2 separate regions of the Homo sapiens genome follow, and region 2 is linked to region 1. A link is an interaction called in ENCODE POLR2A ChIA-PET data of the cell type or tissue named here. Cell type or tissue: PC-9. All regions are shown on one strand. Each heading gives the region's core, and the rest is flanking DNA. Links, peaks and the distances in the headings are about the cores only.

Region 1 (6,153 bases), core at 1,514-4,013:
GTGTTATTCCTGGAAGGGGAGAATTCTCGCCAGGACAGAACACAAAGAGGATAGAAATTTGGAGAGCTGAACTTGCTGCCTTAACCTTCAGTGTCCACCAGACGGAAGCAGATCATTCCCTGGGAAATTCACAGGCTCCATTTCACAGAACTTTCTCCCTCTCTTCCCAGAGGCACTCTCCGTTTCAGAGGTGACTATCCCACAGCCATGCATGCGGGACTTCCCTCTGGCTCGGGGCCCTTGTTTGTTTTAGGCCAGGAGTGGAGACTCGGCCCTGGTGGAGGTTTCCAGAGGCCACTGAGAAACCCATACACATCTGGTTATTTTCACGGCTGCAGGAGGCCGGAGGTGGCGTGGGAAAGACAACGTGCTCCCTCAGAAAAATATTTACCAAGGTTGTTTTTGAACTTACTGCTAGGGGAAGAGTTGTGTGCCAAATGTCCGGGCGCTTTGGCTCTGGAAGTGTGTGTGTGCCTGGGGACAGGTTGCAGGTGCTCCTGGGAGCAGGGACAGGGCCAGTTGAGAAGGGTGAGGGTCGGTGCGAAGGGTGCGGGTCGGTGCAGACCCAGTGTGATGGGTATTGGGGGGCGGGGGCAGGGTAGAACACTCATCCCCGAGACAGTTGGGTTAGAATCTGGCTCTCTGACCTGGGGTGGGGCCTTCCCTGGGCTAGTCTGTCTCTCCTTTTCTGAACGAGGTACATAATAGGCCAGACACTGTGGCTCACTCCTGTAATCTCAATACTTTGGGAGTCTGAGGCAGGAGGATCACTTGAGCTCAGGAGTTCAAGGCTAGTTTGGGCAACAGAGTGAGACCGTATCTCTACAAAATAATCAAAAACATAGCTGGGTGTGGTGGTGCACACCTGTGGTCCCAGCTACATGGCAGGCTGAGGTGGGAGGATCATCTGAGCCCAGGAGGAGGTTGAAGCTGCAGTGAGCCGTGATCGCGCCACCGCACTCCAATCTGGGTGACAGAGCAAGACCCTGTCTCTAAAAAGATTAAAAATTAAAAGGTACTAAAGGTGTGTCCTCAGAGGGTGCTGGAGACACAAATGAGATCATATGCAGGAAGAACGTGGCGCAGAGTCTGGCCAATATGCTAAGACCTCAGTATTTGCCCAGTATTAAGTTTACAGTCATGAGGATAAACTGCTCTTAGGAGGTGTCATTTAATAGGTGGATTTACAGAAAGTTCCAGCATGTGAGTGAGGCAGCATGTCCACCCCTCTACCCCGTGGTCTCAGAGCTGCCCCGAGTGTACCAGGACACATGCAGCACCCAGACTGGGCACGGACGTTCCTGTCTCCTGCTCACAGCAGGGGGTCGGCAAGGCTGGCTGAGCCTGGCTGCCCCTTCTTCCAGCCCCGCCCTCAGTAAGGATACTGTAGATTTGGAATATTTAAACATTTTCCTCAAAGTTTTTACATTTCGGGGACTGGGCGTGGTGGCTCACGCCTGTAATCCCAGCACTTTGGGAGGCTGATCACGAGGTCAGGACTTCAAGACCAGCCTGGCCAACGTGGCGACACCCCATGTCTACTAAAAATACAAAAATGAGCTGAGCGTGGTGGTGCGTGCCTGTAATCCCAGCTACCCAGGAGACTGAGACTGGACAGTCACTTGAACCCGGGAGGCGGAGGTTGCAGTAAGCCGAGATCACAATACTGCACTGCAGCCTGGGTGACAGGGCAAGACCCTGTCTCAAAAAAAAGAGCTTATACATTCTAAAAAATATGTTCATTTTGTTCCAAGATAGATATGTCTCCCTCGACAGATGAGGAAACCAAGGTCCAAAGAGGTCCCCGGCTCACACAGACATCCAGGTCTCCATTTGCAGAGCTCACTTTTTCTGTGGAGGCTGCATCACATCTTGGATGTGGTCATTTAAACTGACCTTAAAGGCAGGGCGAGTGGCCACTCTGCCACCTCCCCCGGGTGCTGTCCTGTGGTGGTGACTTGTTTGGGAGCCCATCTTGGGCAGGCGAGGTTAGCGAAGGCATCCAGGCATCAGCCCTGTCCCCGTCCTCGCCTGCCAGCTGGCTGGTGTGTTGGCTGTCCCTGGGCACAAGGCCCAGGAAGACAGATCAGGATTCACATGGTCTGCTGCAGGGGAAGGGATTAGGAGGCCCCTGGGGAGGGTATTGTTTTAAGGAGGTTAGTCTGCTCTTTCCAGCTCAGGAAGAACCCATCCCCTTCTCTGGGCAGGCTGGTGGTCCCTAGACAAAGCCTGACACCACGTACAAAGCTCCAGGGGCTCGGCATGGGGACGCCTCTCTTGTTAGCAACAGCAACAACAGTGGGAGCGGGAGTGGGGAGCAGGATGGGGAGTGGGGAGCAGTTGAGAGGGAGAGGAACCAGAGCGGGCAGGGGTGGGCTGAGCCCCAGGGAGTGGCGACGCAGGAATCTTGGGTGGCACCGTCGATTGAATTCCAGGCTCTCCTGTTACCTCTCTGCCTTCAGCCACAGAATTATAGTCATGAGTCATTCCAAAGAATGTATCTAGAAGCTTCCTGCTGAGGCGCTGGGTCCTGTTAGGGGGTAGGGGTGGGGTTCCGCCCTCTGACCTCCACCTGGAGGATGCAGTGTCACCAACTCTGGGCCTGATTTTCATCAGGTGAGACTGTAGAGGTCATTGAACCCTGTGCTCCCTGCATTATGAGGAAACTGAGCCCCACTAGCTGCTGTGCCAGGGCATGATGGAGGATGAGGCTGGCTCCCCGCAGAGCACTTCTGCCCCTGCCACTCCTTCCCTGCCAGGCCTTGGGGATGGGAAGCTCGGTCAGAGAATGGGTCTGGGACACACAACGGAGTGGGGCAGCCCATACAGAAACAGCCTGAGGGTCTGCCTGGGGGTAGGGGGGTCATCCTCCCAACTAAGTCAGAGCACAGGGGAGGGGCCAGGAGCTGGTCTCCTGGTTCATCTCCCTCCTGTACTCTGCAGGGCCACAGTGGGCCCTGTGCAGCCTTGCCACAGATGTGTTTGAAGTGCGTACACATCAGTTTCCCAAAGACAGGGACTGCGATGGTCACGGAAGCCCTATTCACAATGGCCCTAAACTGGAAGCCGCCCAAATGCCCATCAGCAGCAGAATGGACAAATACATAGTGGCATGTGCACACAATAGAGTCCTCCACTGTAATGGGGGCGAACAGTCTGCGACCGCACACCACGAGAAGGATGAGTTACACAAAGCAAAGCTGAGTGAGGGAAGCCAGACCCAAGAGTCACGACGGTGTGATGCCATTGATATGAAATCCCACAACAGACACAACCCCGAATCTTCTCAGTCAGAATAATAGCGGTTACCCTCGGGGATGGAGAGGAACACAGGCAGGGCTTCTGAGACGAGCTGTCCAGTTTCACCATCTGGTGCTGGTTAAATGTGTGTATTCCCTCGAGGACAATTCATCAAGCTGTACACTTGTGATATGCACCTTTTTGGGGGGGTGGGGTGGGGTGGGGCGGAGTCTTGCTTCCATGCCCAGGCTGGAATGCAATGGTGTAATCTCGGCTCACTGCAACCTCTGCCTCCCACTCCCAGGTTCAAGCAGTTCTCCTGCCCCAGCCTCCTGCGTAGCTGAGACTACAGGCACGTGCTACCATGCCCAGCTGATTTTTGTATTTTTAGTAGAGACAGGGTTTCACCATATTGGCCAGGATTGTCTCGAACTCCTGACCTAGGCCTCCCAAAGTGCTGGGATTACAGGCGTGAGCCACCGTGCTTGGCTTTTTTTTTTTAAAAAAACAGGTTCTCACTGTCACCCAGGCTGGAGTGCAGTGTTGCAATGATGGCTCACTGCAGCCTCGACCTCCTGGGCTCACGCAATTCTCCCACCTCAGCCCTGCAAGTAGCTGGGACTACAGGTACACACCACCAGGCCTGGCAATCAATTAATTAGTTAACTAATTTACGCATACATACATATATACAGGGTCTCACTCTGTCATCCGGGATGGAGTGCAGTGGCGCAATTATGGCTCACTGCAGCCTCCACCTCCCTGGGCTCAGGTGATCCTCCTGCCTCAGCCTCCTGAGGAGCTGGGACTACAGGTGTGCGCCACCACACCCAGCTCATTTTTGTATTTTTAGTAGAGATGGGGTTTCACCATGTTGGCCAGGCTGGTCTTGAACTCCTGATCTCAAGTGATCTGACTGCCTCGGCCTCCCAAAGTGCTGGGATTGCAGGTGTAAGCCACTGCACCTGGCCACGTGCCATTTTTTAAATGCCTGTAATTCTTTAGTGAAACATTTTTTAAAATGATAGGGAAAGGGGCTGTTCTGAGAACCTCCTGACTGAGCACAGTAGAACCTACTGTGAGCATGGGGCAGCGGCACTGAAGGATGAAAACACCAGGCTCCAGACAGGCAGTTCAGGTGAGCCTCCCAGGGGGAGGGGCGCTGGGGACAGGAACCAGCAGGGAGAGGCCCAGGAGAAGTGGCAGGGAAGGCCAGATTAGGCGCCTTAACCTGCTGTGTTGGACTGGCCTTTTTTGCTGGCTGACTTCTACCCCAGCCCTGACACCAGCTGCTGCTGGCCCGAGGGTGTAAGCACCATCCTGGAACACACTTATCAGGTGTTTGTTGGGACTGGGTTCTGTGCAGGTGCCAGGGATACGAGAGAAACAGTCGTGGTCCCTCCCACAGAAGCCTCAGCATCTGCCCACTGAGGGGTGGCAATACCAGTAGACAGCACCAGCCATCCAGAGGGGAGGGCACCTCTCCAAGGACCCGTCATGCCATACATCTCCCCTGGCATCTATTATTGGATTGTGGAACTTTCAGATTTTAAAATCTATCTTAGTTTTTAAGTGGTTTTGAGTAGCTAGCTGACAGCTTAGGTATTTTCCTTTGCCATATGAGTTGCAAATATTTTTTCCCAGTTTGCCATGATGTGGCTTGGTTTCTAACAGGCTAGTACAAGTGACACTTGTCAGGCTCTTTAGGAAAGTCAGAATAGGATCCACAGCTGGGTTAAAAAACATAGTCCTCTTTGGCCAAGCACAGTGGCTCATGCCTATAATCCCAGCACTTTGGGAAGCAGAGGAGGGAGGATCACTTGGGCTCAAGAGTTTGAGACCAGCCTGGATAACATAGTGAGACTCTGTCTCTACAAAAAATTAATTAGTTGGGCAGGGTGGTAAGCACTTGTAGTCCTAGCTACTCGGGAGGCTGAGGTGGGAGGATTGCTTGAGCCTGGGAGGTCAAGGCTGCAGTGAGCTGTGATTGTGCCACTGCACTCCAGCCTGGGCAACAGAGCGAGACCATCTCAAAAAAACAAAGAAACAAAAATAGGCCTAGCCCCAGGGGGATCTTAGACATCAGTGGTCAGCATATGACTGCTTGGCCAGCTGTATTTGTCAGTAAAGTTTTCTTGGAACACAGTCAAACCCATTTATGTACAGGTTGTTTCTGCGGTTGTCTTCAGGCCCATGACGGCAAAGTTGAGTAGTTGCGGCAGAGACTGTATGGCCCCCTATAAGGCCTAAGATATTTACTTTGGTCTTTTATGGAAAAAGTGTGTGACCTCTGTTGTACAATACTGTGTCACAGAGTGATTCCACACACGAGAGGGTGTTCTTTCCTGCACACAGGGCCATGGAGAGAAAGCTGCCCCCAGTCACACTGGTGTCCCAAACTGACCTGTTTACTTGCTGTGGTGTTGAACGCTTTCTTCACTTGTGTGTGTGTGTGGTCCAATTGACTTACCGTACAGCTTACTGTAATAACCATTTTTAGGGGTGCAGTTCAGTGGCATTAAGTACCTTCTTCACACTGTCATGCACCTGCTCCTATCATCCACCTGCAGAAGATGTTCATCCTCCGACACTGAAGCTCTGCACCCATCAGATGCTAACTCCCCTTCCCTTCCCTCCAGACTGCCTTCACTTTCAAAGTGGAGATAATAACACATATCTCATGTCCTTTTGAGAATTAAGGAGATACCCTGGCCCTCCGTTGATGGTCAATATATTTCTTTTTCTTTTCTTTTTTCTTTTTTGAGATAGAGTCTTGCTTTGTCACCCCGGCTGGAGTGCAGTGGCCCGATCTTGGCTCACTGCAACCTCTGCCTCCCAGGCTCAAGCCATCCTCCCACCTCAGCCTCCTGAGTAGCTAGGACTACAGGCTACAGCACACCCAGCTAATTTTTT
Region 2 (5,180 bases), core at 2,011-4,510, 88 kb before region 1:
AGGCAGACCACCACCCAGCCCGATCTGCACTGAGCCCTGACATTTGCAAACCGCAGCTGGAGGAGGCCCCAGATCCAGGGGAAGCAAAGGAAATAGGGGCTGGATGAGGTCAGGGGACCTGTGCCCCACCCGCTCCACGCCCCCCCACACTCCCCATGGATGCCTCAGAATGAATCCAAGCTGGGTTTTTGGTCACTGTGCACCCACCCTCCACCCCAGGCCCATCTGAGCCCTGCAGAGTCTGCTCCCCAGCCAGCCGCCCCTCCCGCCTGGCCCTCGGGTGGGTCACAGGAGCATCCCACCCAACACTGGCACGGGGAGACTTTCCAAAACCCTGTGGCATGATCCACTGCCCGTGCTCTTCCCTTGCCCCAGCCAGCTGGGAGGGGAGAAGGCCACCTTATGTCACCAGAGCTCAAAAGGGGGAGCTGAGCCTGAATGAGGAAGAGGGGACCAGGAGGTCATAGGGAGCCCACAAGAGACCAAGGCCTAAGAAGCATGGGGTCGTGCCTAGAAAATGATGGCCTTAGTGGCCGTGAGAGTCCCCAGAGACCAAGGGGATTTCAAGGAGACTCTGAGGCAGAATTAGAGTTGGGACAGGCAGAAGGAGGGACGGCGACATTCAGAGGAGGGAGGAGTAGGCTGCAAGTTGTAAAGAGAGACGCAGCAGCCAAATGTAGCCAGAAGTTTCGTAAGGAGGTGGAGGGGGCATGTCGATGGGGAATCTGGAGAATGATAACCCCAAGAAGGCCCTGAACTGGAGGCCAGAATGGGGTCCTTGGAGGGCATGTTGGCAAGTCAGCCCCATCTCCGGTGGCTCCAAATGCAAACCTTGGGGAAAACTAAAAGGAAAAAAAAAAAAGCAGCACAGATTTTGGCAGTGAATTTTCCTGGGTCGGTAGAGACAGAGGAGGTAGGCGGCATGTGGGTTTAGCGCAGGGAGATAAGTGTTGAGAAAAGCTGATTTTTTGGATACACTTTATGTCTTGGTGCTTTGTTTATCCAATTGTCAAAGCTCCGACTTCATCTGTCCAAAATAAGTTGGACAGTTTCATGGGTATTTTTACAATGTGCCTGCTCCTTGAGGGTGGAGACATTCTCTTGTTCATCTTTTTTTTCTAGCAGTGTGATAATTTAAAATATGCAGTAATTGGGGCATGGGTCCCCGCCCATGAGAACAGCCATCAGCCAACACACCTTCCCCATGACCATCAGCTGGGCTTGCACCCTCTGCAGTGCTGGGTCCCAAGAAATATTTGTTGCATTGAAATGATGAATGAGCATCAATTTAATGAGGGGAAATATCAGTCAGTTTAGTCAAGCAACTGGCTTGACTTGGGGATGGAGGTACCTTTCTTTTCCCTGAATTCTGGTCTTAATGAGGGCCCTAGGCTGGCACACAGAGCTTGGAGCAGTATCACGTGGAGGGCACTGCCCCGACACCTGCTGTTTCCTTCACATGGTCCTAAATGAAGGGCCAGCCCAAGGGGAGCAGCTGGGCCCCGCTGTGTTTTCAGAACCCAAGATTGCCTCTGGCATCAGCAAATAGCACCAGAAATTTTAATCAGAAGGCAGGGACAAAGTAAATAAATAAAAAGAAACCAGTGACAGCTGCCTGCCATCACCCTAATTAAAAACAAATATGCAATCCACCATGGTCAGCTTTCTGCAGTTCCTTGGCTCCCCCTTCACACACACACACACGTGTGCACACGCAGGCAATAGGCCACCTGTGTAGGGACAGAGGTCACCGTCATGCGGGCAGAGCCCTGGGCCCAGACAGAGAGAGACTCCTCAGTGCGTTTGAGTAGGTTACCCAGATAGACGCGGCCACAGTGCTGAGCCCCTGCAGTCTTGCGTCCTCACACCAGCCTCAAGCTTGTCCCTGGGAGCTGGACCTCCACCCCCAGGCTTCCCAGCATGCTGTTCCTTAGGACTGGGAAACTCCTGGCACAGGTTTCCAGGGCCCACTCCTTCCCTTCATTCCAATATTGCTCAGATGTCACCTCTTCAGAGAGGCCTTCTCTGCACATCCTATCAAAAATAGCACACGTGCAACCTGTTGCCTTCTTTTTATTTTTGTATTTATTTATTTTTTGAGACAGAGTCTTGCTCTGCTGCCCAAGCTGGAGTGCAGTGGTGCAATCGCAGCTCACTGCAGGCTCAAACTCCTGGGCTCCAGTGATCCTCCTGCCTAAGCCTCCTGAGTAGCTGGGACTACAGGCATGAGGCATCACATCCAGCTAATTCCTTTATTTTTTGTTAAGGCGGGATCTTGCTATGTTGCCCAGGTTGGTTTCCAACTCCTGGGTTTAAGGGACCTCGCAGCTGAGACTACAGGTGCTAGCCACCACGCCTGGCCTCCTGTCACCTTCTAACCCCTTGTGTCATTTTATTTGTCTTCCAAGCCCCCCTCTCTATGTGAGGTTATATTATTTTTACTTGTTTTCACTAGTTTATCTGTTACCTTCTCAGCCCCCTGTGCTAGCCCTGCACATTCACACCAACCTGTGGACAGGGATGGCTGGACTCACTGGGTCTCCCGAGCTGCTCAAACGATGCACGGCACACAGTAACCTGCCAACAAATATTTATCAAATGAACAAAGGGTTTTTCCTTCCATGTCAAGATGACCTCTCTGACTTACCATGGGAAGTGAAGCTGCTCTTTCCAGTAAAGGGTGAGGTGTAGAGTGTTCCCCTTCACTCTCGTCACAAGGCCACCAACCCGAGGCCTGCACAGAGGTGGCTCTAGGAGAAATGACCATCACAATAGCCTCCCTGTGCCAGGCCCTCTGCTAGGTTCTCTGCGTGTATTTATTTATTTATTCATCACTTATTTATTCCCTCTGATGACCTTAGTGGTGGCTATTTGTACCCCCATTTAGCAGATGAGAAAGCCAGGGCTTGGAGGAGGAACTTAAGTTTCCCAAGACCATTGAGCTCATCCATGATAGAGCCAGAACTTAAACTCACATCTGTTTGATTCCAGAGCTCAGCTACAAAGAAAGTTTTTCCTAGGACAAAACTACAGCCATTGAACCATCCCTACTAAAACCTCCCCTCAGCCACCCAGAAAGCACCTGGCCCTGACCCTGCTTCCTGGAGGTCACCAGACTGCCCAGGGAGGGGCGCATTTCCCACCTGCACACTCACAGCACTGACGGTGCTGAAGGAGTTAATGAGACTCAGCCTCGCACCCAAGTTTCCAAAGACTCATCAAAGCCTTTGGGGGGATGAGGGAGAGGTGGGTTTGGTGGGAGCAGGGGGAGGGTGCAGAGGGCAGGCTGTGGGATGGAACGCTCTCCTTTCTAAGCATTGTCTGCCGTTATCACAGGGCAGGGAAGAGCTTGCTCAGAGGCTCCCCCTTCCCTGAACGGATAGACATCTCTTGGAGTTATCTCAGCCAGAGGAGAAAGCTGTCACCCCAGGGCAGCCAGACTCCCGAGGCCTAAGACAATGGGGCGGAGTTTCCGGCCAGGGTCAGCTGCAAGATGGGAGGCAGGGCCCCAAGACGGCCAGCAGCAGGCAGAAACTCAGGGCACTGTCAGAGAGACCCACGGGGGCAGGGAGACCCAGGCTCCAGGACGCCCCAGCTGTTGACTCACTGCATGTCTCAGGAACAAGTCACTTCTGTGTGTCTTTGTCTCCTCCTCAAAAGGACAAACTCATCCCACACCTGCCCCTCCAGGGCTCAGAGGAGATCGGCCAGGGAAAGGGAAATGGAAGGCCAGCTACTAACAGAGAGAGGCTTTAAGTAACAACACAGTTTTCGCTGAGTGCAATAGCTCGCACCTGTAATCCCAGCACTTTGGGAGGCCAAGGTGGGCAGATCACTTGAGACCAGGAGTTCAAGAACAGCCTGGCCAACATGGTGAAAACCCGTCTCTATTAAACATACAAAAATTAGCTGGCACGGTGGCAGGTGCCGGTAGTCCCAGCTATTCAGGATGCTGAGTCAGGAGAATCGCTTGAACCTGGGAGGCGGAGGTTACAGTGAGCTGAGATCACACCATTGCCCTCCAGCCTGTGTGAAAGAGTGAGACTCCATCTCAAAAAAAAAAAAAGAGAGAGAGAAATAACGCAGTTTTCCAGAATCCTGAAGTTTCCTGTGCACAGGCGCTCCATGGGCACTTTCCACAGGTATCATCTCACCTTAACCCCCACAACACTCTGAGAAGTAGGTACTTTCTTTTTTTTTTTTTGAGATGGAGTCTCGTTCTGTCACCCAGGCTGGAGTGCAATGGCATGATCTCAGCTCAATGCAACCTCCACCTCCTGGGTTCAAGTGGTTCTTGTGCCTCAACCTCCTGAGTAGCTGGCATTACAGCTGCCCGCCACCACGCTCAGCTAATTTTTGTATTTTTAGTAGAGATGGGGTTTCACCATGTTGGCCAGGCTGGTCTTGAACTCCTGACCTCAAGTGATCCACCCGCCTCGGCCTCCCAAAGTGCTTGGATTACGGGCGTGAGCCACCACGCCTTGCCAGAAGTAGGCACTTTCATTGTTCCTGCTTTACAGATGAGGAAACTAAAGCTCCAAAGGGTTAAGTCACTTGCCCTAGGAACTTCTGTGCTGCATTTTTAGATCCCACCATCCTCTAGCCTTTCCAGTTACTATCAACTCAATTATGGGTCCAGAGCTCCCCAGGAAACTTTCCACGAGGAATGAGGATGGTTCTATTGTCTGCCACAACACCTCTGACCCATTTAAGCCACAGACAGTATGGGCCCGTTGACCAACATATGGAGCTGTGGAGCTGTGTGGTTCTTTTCCGCTCTAATGATACATTTCCTGCTTCATGTCATCGCTGGCTTTTGGAGACCCTTTGATGGGCGGGGCCCCCTCATGGCACACAGCTCACTAGGTGGGTAAGGACCCTGGGAATCAGGAGATTGAATTTCAGGCTCAGTTCTGCTGCTAACGGCAGTGTGACCTCTGCCTGTCGCATGGTGGGAAACCTGCCCTCCACACTTTAGAGTGGCCTTCCCAGGGCCCACGTGAGCCCTCCCCGCAGTTGGTCCTATGCAATGTGCTAGTGCTGAGTTGCTGAAAGGGCAGTAAAAAGGAGAATGCTCTCCAGGAGGTAAGGAAGGACGCATGTGAGGTCAACACTGTTCAGCACAGAACATTGAGGCAGAACAAGTTCCCCACGGGAGGCCCCGAGGCCCCACTCTGCAG

The links. ChIA-PET counts read pairs that join two places held together with the same protein. Peaks named below come from ENCODE experiments on the same cell type or tissue, not always from the same donor. Only the 100,000 strongest peaks of a DNase experiment are listed, where the experiment ranks them.
Region 2: POLR2A ChIA-PET joins it to region 1 with 20 read pairs; 8 of 35 experiments call an interaction of 5 or more read pairs at or near these places.

What each region holds. Positions count from the first base shown.
Region 1 is chr7:131,534,901-131,541,053 of GRCh38, reverse strand. All of the region lies in intron 1 of PODXL (podocalyxin like), which reads left to right. Among named protein-coding and RNA genes, the nearest start is that of PODXL, 19 kb to the left of the region's middle. RefSeq lists an enhancer at 4,055-4,979. In PC-9, for the core only: no CTCF peak of the experiment used is centred there; DNase peaks (open chromatin) are centred at 2,063 and 2,473; H3K27ac peaks cover 1,826 bases.
Region 2 is chr7:131,624,313-131,629,492 of GRCh38, reverse strand. No RefSeq gene overlaps it. Among named protein-coding and RNA genes, the nearest start is that of PODXL, 70 kb to the right of the region's middle. RefSeq lists enhancers at 4,228-4,893, 4,894-5,180. In PC-9, for the core only: no CTCF peak of the experiment used is centred there; a DNase peak (open chromatin) is centred at 3,562; H3K4me3 peaks cover 543 bases; H3K27ac peaks cover 2,086 bases.